Regions from separate parts of the Homo sapiens genome. Here region 2 is linked to region 1. Evidence: read pairs that join two places in POLR2A ChIA-PET (ENCODE). Cell type or tissue: MCF 10A. All regions are shown on one strand. Each heading gives the region's core, and the rest is flanking DNA. Links, peaks and the distances in the headings are about the cores only.

Region 1 (5,374 bases), core at 175-5,174:
GAATTTCCTTTCTTTTAAGGCTAACATTCCACTGACCACATAAATACTGTTATTTTTATACAAAGAAAGAAGTCTGCAAGCACTGGCTTGGAACAAGCTGCGCATCTGGCGTTTTTCCATGGGTTCAACAAGCTGCGTTATCTGGTGTTTTTCCGTGGGTTCAACAAGCTGCGCATCTGGCGTTTTTCCGTGGGTTCGACATCAGTGGTCCCTGCTGTGGATCACAGCTGACGCACGAGCAGTTCTCCCCCGAGCCTGTCTGTGGCGCCCCTCCCCACCTTCCTCCACCATGGGGTCATCTTGGCCTCTCCTGGGCAGAGGCCGGGGAGGAAGGCGAGTCCCTGTGGGTGCTGCGCGGGGTCAGGGGCTGTTGCCATGTGGGATCTGTGGCTTCCCAGGGTGCTCGGTCCGACCTGTCTTCTTGTTGACCCGCGTGGGGCCCGGGCATGACTGGACACGCCCCCAGGCCTCTCCTGGCACTATCTGGGTTCAGGCCGCAGAAAGGGCAGACTGCGGGACTCTGGGCTGGAGTCGCAGGACACGGGCAGCCCCTATGGGGCCGAAGCACGTCCTCAGGCAGCCTGGCCCCTCCGAGCGGCATCACCCTGAGGTGCCTGCGTGGACACCAAGGGCAGGCCCCCCATGCTGGCTCTGCAGGCAGCGCTGGGGCTGGACCCTGCACCCACCCGGCCGGGGCTGCCCTGCACTGCTCCTTTCTGAGGTGTGTGGAACAGGAAGCTGTGATGTGGAGGGAAGTGGACGAGAGTTTCTGCTACATGTAGATTTCTAGTGAGGAACATGCAGCAGTGACCGGCTGCGGTCGGGGGCGTTCCCTTACGTGTCGGGGAGGTCCAGGTGGCTGGCGGTGCGGCCGGTGCCTCTGTTCTCCCTCATTTCCAGTCAGTTCCTGAGAAAATGGGTGGCGTCTCCAGCCGCCATTGGGGATTGGCCTGCAATTGTTTCCATGTATCTGTGGAACCGGCCCAACACCCCGCGTGGATGCCTGAGCCTGGAGACTGTACTGAACCCTGCGTAGTCTATGTTTTTCCGTACTTGCATACCAGTGACGAACTTTAATTGGTAAATTAGGCACGGTAAGAGATTACAATAATAATAGAACAGTTGTAACAATATACTGTCATAAAAGTTATGTGAACGTGGTCTCTCTCTCTCTCTCTTGCCCTTTGGTGCCCGCCGTGAGATGGCGGTGAGATGGGCGGCGCAGGCATTGCAATGCAGCCTTAGGCCGCTGCTGACCTTGACCAGCCTGGCCATACCGCTGCAGTCCCATGCTGGCGACCCAGCCGGCTACTGTGTGGCTCACAGGCGGGTCGCACATACAGCTTGGACACGCTGGACAAGGGGATGGTTTGTGTCCTGGGTGGGAGGAGCAGGACGGTCTGAGAGTTTATCATCCTACTCAGAACAGCGCACAGTTTAAAACTTACGGAGTGTTTGTGAATGGAGTTTTCCGTTTAATATTTTTGGAGTGCAGTTGACCTCTGGTCATTGAAATCGTGGAAAGTGAAACTGAGATTCGGGGGTGGCTATGGCATTTCTTCTTCCAGCTCTGTCAGCTTTTGCCTAGTGTAACGTGAAGGAAGCTTTTTGGCCGGGTGCATTCACATTGAGGGTTGTTCTGGCTCCTTGGGGAGCTGACCCCTTCCTTCTCTCTCTCTGATGAGTTCCTTGCTCGGAGGCTGGCTGGGTCTGGTGCTGACAAAGCCACCCCAGCTTCCTTTTGGCCAGCGCTTGCCTGGTTCACCTTTTTCCCCTTTTGCTTTCGACTTACCTACCTGTATCAGTATATTTGAAGTAAGTTTCTTGTAGATGGCATATGGTTGGGTTAGGATTTTATTTATCTGTTCTGACAACCTCTTCTAATTGGTGTTTTTAGATTATTATGATAGTGTAATTATCAATGTGTTTCGATTCAGGTCTACCATTTTATTATCTGACTTCTGTTAGATCACTATCTTTATCATTGCTCTATTTCCTTTTAGGTTTTTAAAAACATAGTATTCTGTTTTAATTTATTCTAAATTATATGTTATCTATTTTGCTTTGGATAGCTTTTTTAAAAAGTATGTTAATTTTTCTTTTTTTAAAAGAGGCAGGATTTCACTGTGTTGCCCAGACAGGCCTTGAACTCCTGGACTCAAGTGATCCTCCCTTCTCAGCCTCCCAAGTAGCTGGGACTGCAGCGCCTGGCTGTACAGCTTTCTTCGGTGGTTGCTCTAAGGATTTCGAAGTCCATGCTTATTAACATTTCATATTCTGCTGAGGATCTGAAAAGTCTGCTTTTTACTACTTCTAGTGGGACATAGAAATCTTACCCCATCCAGGTTTCCCCTCCCCCTTTTAGATTACAGTTGTCTTGTTTATATGATTTATACAATTATATACCTAGAAATATTTTATAATTTACTTGTTATGTATTTGTGTAATTTACATTTATGTACACTGAAAGGCCCATTAGACAGTACTTTGATTTTTGCTTTTAACCGCCAAGCACTTTGGAAGAGCTGTGGGGTCGTTGTGTGTCCTGCGCCCTCGCCGCTTAGCCTGCCTACTGCCTCTGCTTTGTGGTTCGTAGCCCATGCCTCCTTCCACCTCCCTTCCTGTCAGCCTGTACCGCTGGCCAGCATGCTCTTTGTTTTCCTCCTCTGCCCACGTCCTGGCTTCACCTTCCTTCCTGGAAGACACGTTCCCATCTTGAGGGAGGATCCCAAGTTGGCACCTCCCCGCTTTAGGCTTAGGCGCATTGTGCCCGCCTTCCGGCCCGCCTGGTCCCCGCTTTAGGCTTAGGCACATTGTGCCCGCCCTCCGGCCTGCCTGGTCCCCGGGGGGAATCCGCGGCCCTCCCACTGTTGCTCTGTGCTCTGCTGAGCGTCATTTCTCCTGCTGTTTTCAAGATCTGTTTTCCTTTATCTTTAGTGTTCAGCAGTTTGACCGTGATGTGTCTGGGTGTGGATTTCTTGTTTGTCTTGTTTGGGATCCATAGAGCTTCTTGAATCTGTAGACAAAAGACTTTCTCCAAATTTAGGGTGTTTTCTGTCATTTTTTTCAGCTGTTTTTCATCACTGCTTGGTTTCCCCTTTTCCTTTTGCACTCTCATGGCACAGATGTTAGACCTTCTCTCTTGTCCTGAAGATCCCCAAAATTTTTTCAATCTTTTTTTCTCTCTGGTATTCAGATTAGAAAACTTAACATTGCTCTATCTTCAAGTTCACTGAATCTTTCCTGAGGTTTTTTTTTTTTTTTACATTTCAGTAGTGTGTCTTTTAGTTTTGAAATTTCCATTTGGTTCTTCTTTATATCTTGTTTTGTTTGCCTTTTGCTGATTTCCATTTTTTCATTCAGTTTGGGAGTGTTACAATCGTTAGAGCATTTCATAGCACAGTAGTTGCTTTAAAGTCGGGTGGATAATTGCAGCACCTGTGTTATTTTGGCATCTGTTGATTCTCTTTTCCTGTAGGAGCCCATACGTTCCTCGTTCTTTGTGTGCTGAGTAATCTGGGCTGTAAGTGGATGGTTGGATGTTATGATATGAGATCTGGGTCTTGTTAAAATCCTAGGAGGATGTTGATATTTTTATTTTAGAAAGCAAACACCCTGAGGAGACTTGGGCTGTGGTTCTGACTTGCCTTCAGTGGGTGGCAGCTCCATGTCAATTCTGGCTTCACAGCCTCCTGCACTGCCACTTGGACCTGCCCCCTGTGTGCCGCTGGTGGCTGTCTGGCTGTGGTCTCAGGGTTTGGGGTGTGAAGAGGATCAGATCCACACCCCTGCAGCTTGAGGATGGGCTTGAAGCTCATGAGCAATTTTGTCGGCTGGCTCTTCTGAGCTGCTTCCTCTCCACACTGCCACTGGGGCTTCCTGGGTCCCTGGAGAGCTTCCCTTCTCCACCCTCAGCCAGTGCAGTGGGACTGACTACCCGTTCCACTGTGCACCTCCATGCCTGCGCCAGTGCTGGAGGAGGGATTTGGGGCTCCTTCTGTTCAGTGTCTCCTCCAGGCCACCTGCTGCTCTTTCCTTCATAGAATGTGGCTCAGCTGCCCCTGGTCCCATCCCAGGGCAGAGCTCCTCCTGAGTACCCTTGAGACTGGAGCAGATTCAGCAGAAGGCAGATTGCCCCCTCTCCCTGGAGCTGGCTCTGAAGGTGTGTTTAGACGATGTCTGCCTTCATTTCTGCACCTCTGCTCCAGCTGCGGTGTGGCACTTTCTGTCCCCTGCGGCAGCCCCATACTCCTTGCAATCTCAGCCTGTCTGTGCAGCTAGACAGCTGGTGTTGGGCGGCAGGGCGCTCGTCTTTTCCATGTCAGGCCCTAGTGTGTTTGGAGGCACCACCTGGGAGGTGGCTGCATTTAGGGAGGCTCTGCTGGGCAGATGTGGCATTGGAGAGGTGCTGCCCCTCCAGCACTTTGAGGGGGTCGTCAGACCCTCGAGAGAGTCCTCAGCACCAGCAACTCAGGACGGCGGCCCCCATGGTGGGAAGGATGGCAGGAACCATGTGCCCCATACTGTGACCCTCCTGGAGGCCAGGAGAGCCTGTTCTCAGCGAGTGTGGAAGGATAAGCTGCACAGGGCCTCCCAGCCTGCTGGCCCACGTGCCCTGAGAGAGACACGCAACTCCCAAGGACTGATCATGCCCCTGTCAGCCATGTCCGGTGCCCTCGGGAGAGCGGGAAGGGGTTAGAGGCCTGGGTACCCAACCTCGAAGCTTGTTGGGTGTCCCCTCCTTCTCCTCACAGAACAGGGGTCCTTATGTGTTGTTCCAGCCCAGGATGGCGGCCCAGGTGACTCTGGAGGACGCGCTGTCCAACGTGGACCTCCTGGAGGAGCTGCCCCTGCCCGACCAGCAGCCCTGCATCGAGCCCCCGCCATCCTCGCTGCTCTACCAGGTGGGTGCCCAGCAGCTGCAGGGCGTACAGCCTGTGCTCCGACCCCACATGATGTTTTTCTCTTCCTTTCCTTCAGCCAAATTTCAACACTAACTTTGAAGACAGAAATGCATTTGTTACTGGCATCGCAAGATACATTGAACAAGCCACCGTCCACTCTAGCATGGTAATGTTGCGGTGTGTCTTTGTTTCTCTCTGCAGAGAAGGGCGTGTTTGAAGGACAGATGTATACTTTTTGGTATTATCCCAATAGACTATGCAGTGAGGAAAAAGAGAAGAAAATGAATGAAATGCCTTATATTTTTAAGACAGTCTTTGCTTTTCTTAGTGTAAAAACAATACATGCTGGTTCTGAAAATTCAATGTCTCTGGCCCAGAGAAAACCTTTGTCAGCGTTTCAAGGGTGCACCTGCCCTGTTAATGCTCATTCCCTCTCCAGATCTGCACCCACACACACCAGGTATGTGCCC
Region 2 (5,374 bases), core at 296-5,295, 470 kb before region 1:
AGCTCATCTCCTACCCTGCCCTTGGTGTCCTGGGGCTGCCCTGCAAGCCTAGCCAGGCCTGTGAATCATCAGGACTGACTCACTGTCTAAAAATACATATTGTCTCATGTTGGCGGGTGCTGCTTTGATCACTGTTTGCACTCAATCTAGTCTTTTTCTGCTTGACTTTGAGGTCTTCGTGGGCAAGGTCTGAGTTTTCGCCACTCTGAGTCCCCAGGGCCAGGTTCCTGCTGCAGCCTGGAGCCAGAAAGGAATCTGGGAGGAAGAGGTTGTGTGTTGGGGCCAGCAGACTAGGGGACAGATTCTGCCCTGCCACTCATTTGCTGTGCAACCCTCAGCAAAGCACCCAACCTCTCTGAGCCCTAGCTTCCCCATCTGTGAAGTGGGGATCACAAGGCCCATCCTGCAAGGTGGTTTCCAGGGTGAAAGTAGAAAAGGAGGCCTGTTCCTACAGCCTGTGTGTCTTGGGAGGCACTGCTCGTCATCTGTGATCCTTTTCTACCTGATTACAGGAAACGGGAGTGATCCGCTCACTGACCCCTGGCTGGGCTTTTCTCTGCCAGTGAAATCATCTGAAATTGTCCAAGGAAATCAGGAACCTGAGCCGAAGCCAAGTCACCGAGCTTGGTGCCAAGCACTGGGGGAACTCCGGTTACAGAAAAAAGTGGAATCCACAGGCCCCAGGCTGAACATGGAACTAATTTGGGAGGCAATGAGAAGGAGCAGAACATAAGGTGGAGCCTGGGAGGCAGGTCTGCCCCGAGCCAGGATGCCGTCCAGGTGGGGTATCTGGGGCTCCTTGAAATTTTCGAGGTCCTGCTTCTGAAGTGGGGAGAGCCAGGACATGATGGGGACCCACTTTGGGATCTCTGAGTCTGGCTGTGCAGAGACTCAGGGCATGGGCCTGGGGTCGGAGCAACTGCAATCACATCCTGACTTGCCCCCTCGATGCTGTGTGACCCGGGGCCTGTCACTTCACTTCTCTGAGCCTCAGCTGCCGCATCTGTGAATGTACGATCTAGGGATCCCTTGCTCAGAGGGCTGCTTCAAAGAAGGCTCAGTACCATGCCAGGCACGTAAGCCACTCTCAGGAAATCAGACATGTCGAGACATGACATGGAGGGTGGGGGGCAGCATTGGAGGAGCAAAGACCAGTAACATCTCCCTCATTCATCTGTTCGTTCAGCAGATACTTACAGAACATGCAACCTACGACAGACTGGGGAACACAGGAGGGAACAAGACAGACCTAGCCCCACCCAAAAGGAAACAAATAGTGTGTATCTAATTGTAATCATCCTATGAAGGATAAGAACAGGGTGCTTGGATAAAAAAATAACTGGGGTGGGCCAGGCGTGGTGGCTCATGCCTGTAATCCCAGCACTTTGGGAGGCCGAGGTGGGCGGATCACCTGAGGTCAGGAGTTTGAGACCAGCCTGGCCAACATGGCAAAACCCCATCTCTACTAAAAGATACAAAAATTAGCCAGGCATGGTGGTGGGCACCTGTAGTCTCAGCTACCGGGGAGGCCAAGGTGGGAGGATCGCTTGAACCCGGGAGGTGGAGGTTGCAGTGAGCTGAGACCGTGCCACTGCACTCCAGCCTGGGCGACAGAGTGAGACTCTGTCTCAAAAAAAAAAAAAAAAAAAAAAAAAAAAAGAAAGAAAGAAAAGAAAAAGTAAAAGTAAAGAGACAATGCACCCAAAATTTTGACGGATGGATGTGCGATCACTCAAATTTAGTAAAATGTTAGTGAGTTGATGTTGCTGTTTCAAAATTTTCATAATAAAATGTTGGGGGAAAGTAACAAAACCAAGAAAAAAAAGAGGTAGATACAAATTCTTTAACGGCTCTCCTTTCCTACAGAACAGTGTCCAGGTGCTTAGCTGGGCAGCCACCCCACAAATCCTTGCCTCACGCCCCAAACTCACTCTAAGTGTGTAGCCCTGGGCACACCCTCAAACCTCTCTGAGGCTGCAGTCCTGGTTTCGTAGGAAGTGAGAGGCCCTCCTCCGGGAGAGGCGAGGCTGAGATGCACACAGCTGTTTTCAGAGCAGCAAGGCCACTTCAGCAACACCCAGAACTTAGGGAGGACCTGGTCAACCAGTCTTACTGGGGCCTGGGAGACTCCCCACTGACACAAACTCCCTTCCTGTTTGCACTGGGGACGTTCAGTCCCTTGGATGATCCATTCACTGGTCCAATAGATATTTTCTGTGTGCCAGGCCCTGCACGGGGCACTGCAGTGTGAAGTCTGTCAGGTTCTTCCCTTTAAAGAACACCCCCAAGACACAGACAGATCCAATCCAGTGAGACACACACTCCGAGGGAGCCGATTCCAGCACCACAGCACAAATCCTGCAAATTCCAGCCTGGATAGACGCCAAGCCGCACGGCCAGGCCTCAGACTGACTCCCGCCTCAGTCTGGAACCTCAGCACAGGAAGGACCCTCGTGTTGGGATGTCCAGGCCCCGCCCCAGCCCTATGGCCCCTGCCCCTCCTCAATGAACTAACTTGAGCTCCCCGCCCTCTGGGGACAGAAGCCCCCCAGTGAGTCTGCTGCAGTCACAACAAAAGGTAATGGGGGCCAGGCGCAGTGGTTCACGCCTGTAATCCCAGCACTTAGAGGTTGAGGTGGGCATATCACTTGAGGTCAGGAGTTTGAGACCAGCCTAGCCAACATGGTGAAACCCCATCTCTACTAAAAGTACAAAAATTAGCCGGCAGTGGTGGCATGCACCTGTAATCCCAGCTACTCAGAGGCAGGAGAATCACCTGGACCCGGGAGGCGGAGGTTGCAGTGAACCGAGATCACACCACTGCACTCCAGCCTGGGTGAGAGAGGGAGACTCCGTCTCTAAAAAAAGCAATGGGGTTGTGGTGTCCACTTGGGAAGAGCTGGGGAGGCAAAGGGAATAGGAATGATCTACTCCCCTGCCAGCCAGGCTGAGGCTGTGATCCAGCACAGAGGACCGGAGTCAGGACAGCTTAGAGGGGCCCACCCAGTTTAGAGATCACGTTCTCCAATTCGGCCAGAATTATACCTACGTCCTCCTCAAGCGAGGCATGGGCCCAGAAATTATGCTTAGGGTCTCCTTCCAGCTTCACGACAGCCTCAGGAGGTAGATGCTGTCATGACCCCCACTTTGTAGGCGGGGAAACTAAAGTTCAGAGAAGTCTCATAACTTGCCCCAGGTCACACAGAGCCAGCCATGGCCACTGCCTCTACTTAAACAAGAGCAACAACAATCATGACAGCTGGAGTCACTTTACATGCATTATCTCATTTGACCAGAAGTAGGAAAACTTCTTGTCTCCATTTTACAGAGCAGAAAACTCAAGTTCAGAGAGACTCAATAACTTGCCTGAAACAACTGAATGGGAAGATGGCAGAGCCAGCCTACGACAAACAGGATAACAATAAGAATGGCAGCTATATTCATTCTGTATTGCTGCTCCAACAAGCTTCCACAAACTTAGTGACTTAAAATAAGATACATTTATTCTCTTACCGTTCTGGAGGTCCGACGTCTAAAATCAAGGTGTCAGCAGAGCTTGTTTCCTCCAGGGCGTTCTGAGGGAGAATCTGAGTCCTTGTCTTTTCCCGATTCTACAGGCCTGCCGCAGAGCAGGTGCCTCCACCTTCAAAGCATGCATTCCACCCTCTGCTTCCAGCCTCACATCTCACATTTCTTCTTGCCCTGCCCACCATCTCTTATAGGGACCATTGTGGCCAGGTGTGGTGACTCATGCCTGTAATCCCAGCACTTTGAGAGGCCAAGGCCACCTGAGGTCAGGAGTTCGAGACCAGCCTGGGCAACATGGGGAAACCCCCATCTCCACTAAAAATACAAAAAGTAGCTGGGCATGGTGGTGCACACCTGTAATTCCAGCTACTCAGGAGGCTGAGGCAGGAGAATCGCTTGAACCCAGAAGGCAGAGGTTGCAGTGAGCCGAGATCGAGCCTGCACTCCAGTCTGGGCAACAGAGTGAGACGCTATCTCAAAAAAAAAAAAAAAGACCCTTGTGATTGCATCATTGGGCCCCTCGGGGATAATCCAGGTGAATTCCTTCGTCTCAGGAGACTTAATTTGATCACACCTGCAAAGCCCCTTTTACAATGTAAATTACCACTTTCACAGGTTCTGGGGATTAGGATGTGGACCTCTTTGGGGGACCATGAGTCCATCCACCGCATTAGCTAACATTCATGGAGCTCTTGCTAAGTGTCAGGCCCTGTGCTGAGCATTCTGCATCATTTTCGACCTGCACATCTCACACTTTTTAAAATGTTTTATTTACATAAATTTATGGGGTACAAATACAATTTCATTACATGCATAGATTGTGTAATAGTCAGGTCAGGGCTTTTAGGATCTCCATCATCCCGATAACATACATTGTACCCATTCAGTGATTTCTTTTAGTTGTTGTTGCTTGCTGCTGTGTTTTTTTGAGACAGAGTCTCGCTCTGTCACCAGGCTGGAGTGCAGGCTCAATCTCGGCTGACTGCAACCTCCACCTCCCGGGTTCAAGCTATTCTCCTGCCTCAGCCTCCTGCGTAGTTGGGATTACAGGTGCCCGCCACCACGCCCGGCTAATTTTTGTACTTTTAGTAGAGACGGGGTTTTGCCATGTTGGCCAGGCTGGTCTCGAACTCCTGACCTCAGGTGATCCACCTGCCTCAGCCTCCCGAAGTGCTGGGATTACAGGCGTGGGCCACCGTGCCCAGCCTATTTTTGTTTTTTTAAACAGGTTCTCATTTTGTCACCTAGGATGAAGTACAGTGGTGCAATCATGGCTCACTGCAGTCTCTATCTCCCAGGCTCAAACGATCCTCCCATCTCAGCTTCCTGAGTAGCAGGGACTACAGGTGCGTGCCACCATGCCCAGCTAATATTTTGCATTTTTTGTAGAGATGGGGTCTTGCCATGTTGCCCAGGCTGGTCTTGAACTCCTGGGCTCAAGTGATCCTCCTGCTTTGGCCTCCCAAAGTGCTAAGATTACAGGTGTGAGCCACCTCACCTGGCAGCCATTAAACTATTTCTCATGGTTCACAGTGGTGGATGAACTGCCAGAATTTACATTCACTCTCCTGAATCTCCATTGTTTATTATTCCACTCTCTGTGGAGCCATGTGTATGCATTTTTTAGCACCCACTTGGGAGTGAGAACATGCAATATTTGTCTTTCTGTATCTGGCTTATTTCACTTAAGATAATGACCTCCAGTTCCATGCATGTTGCTACAAAAACATCTCACACTTTAATGTACACACAGATCACCTGGGGGTCTTGCTAAAATACAGATTCTGGTTCAGTAGGTCTGGATTTCTAACAAATGTCCAGGTGATACTGAGCTATTGGTCCAGAG

Evidence for each region. ChIA-PET counts read pairs that join two places held together with the same protein. Peaks named below come from ENCODE experiments on the same cell type or tissue, not always from the same donor. Only the 100,000 strongest peaks of a DNase experiment are listed, where the experiment ranks them.
Region 2: POLR2A ChIA-PET joins it to region 1 with 5 read pairs; 3 of 35 experiments call an interaction of 5 or more read pairs at or near these places.

The regions. Positions count from the first base shown.
Region 1 is chr15:22,946,699-22,952,072 of GRCh38, reverse strand. CYFIP1 (cytoplasmic FMR1 interacting protein 1) reads left to right here. Exons shown (of 31, transcript NM_014608.6): 2 at 4,782-4,904; 3 at 4,981-5,070. The coding sequence starts at 4,788. Among named protein-coding and RNA genes, the nearest start is that of CYFIP1, 31 kb to the left of the region's middle. RefSeq lists an enhancer at 4,261-4,945. In MCF 10A, for the core only: no CTCF peak of the experiment used is centred there; a DNase peak (open chromatin) is centred at 2,712.
Region 2 is chr15:23,418,017-23,423,390 of GRCh38, reverse strand. No RefSeq gene overlaps it. Among named protein-coding and RNA genes, the nearest start is that of GOLGA6L2, 27 kb to the left of the region's middle. In MCF 10A, for the core only: no CTCF peak of the experiment used is centred there; no DNase peak of the experiment used is centred there.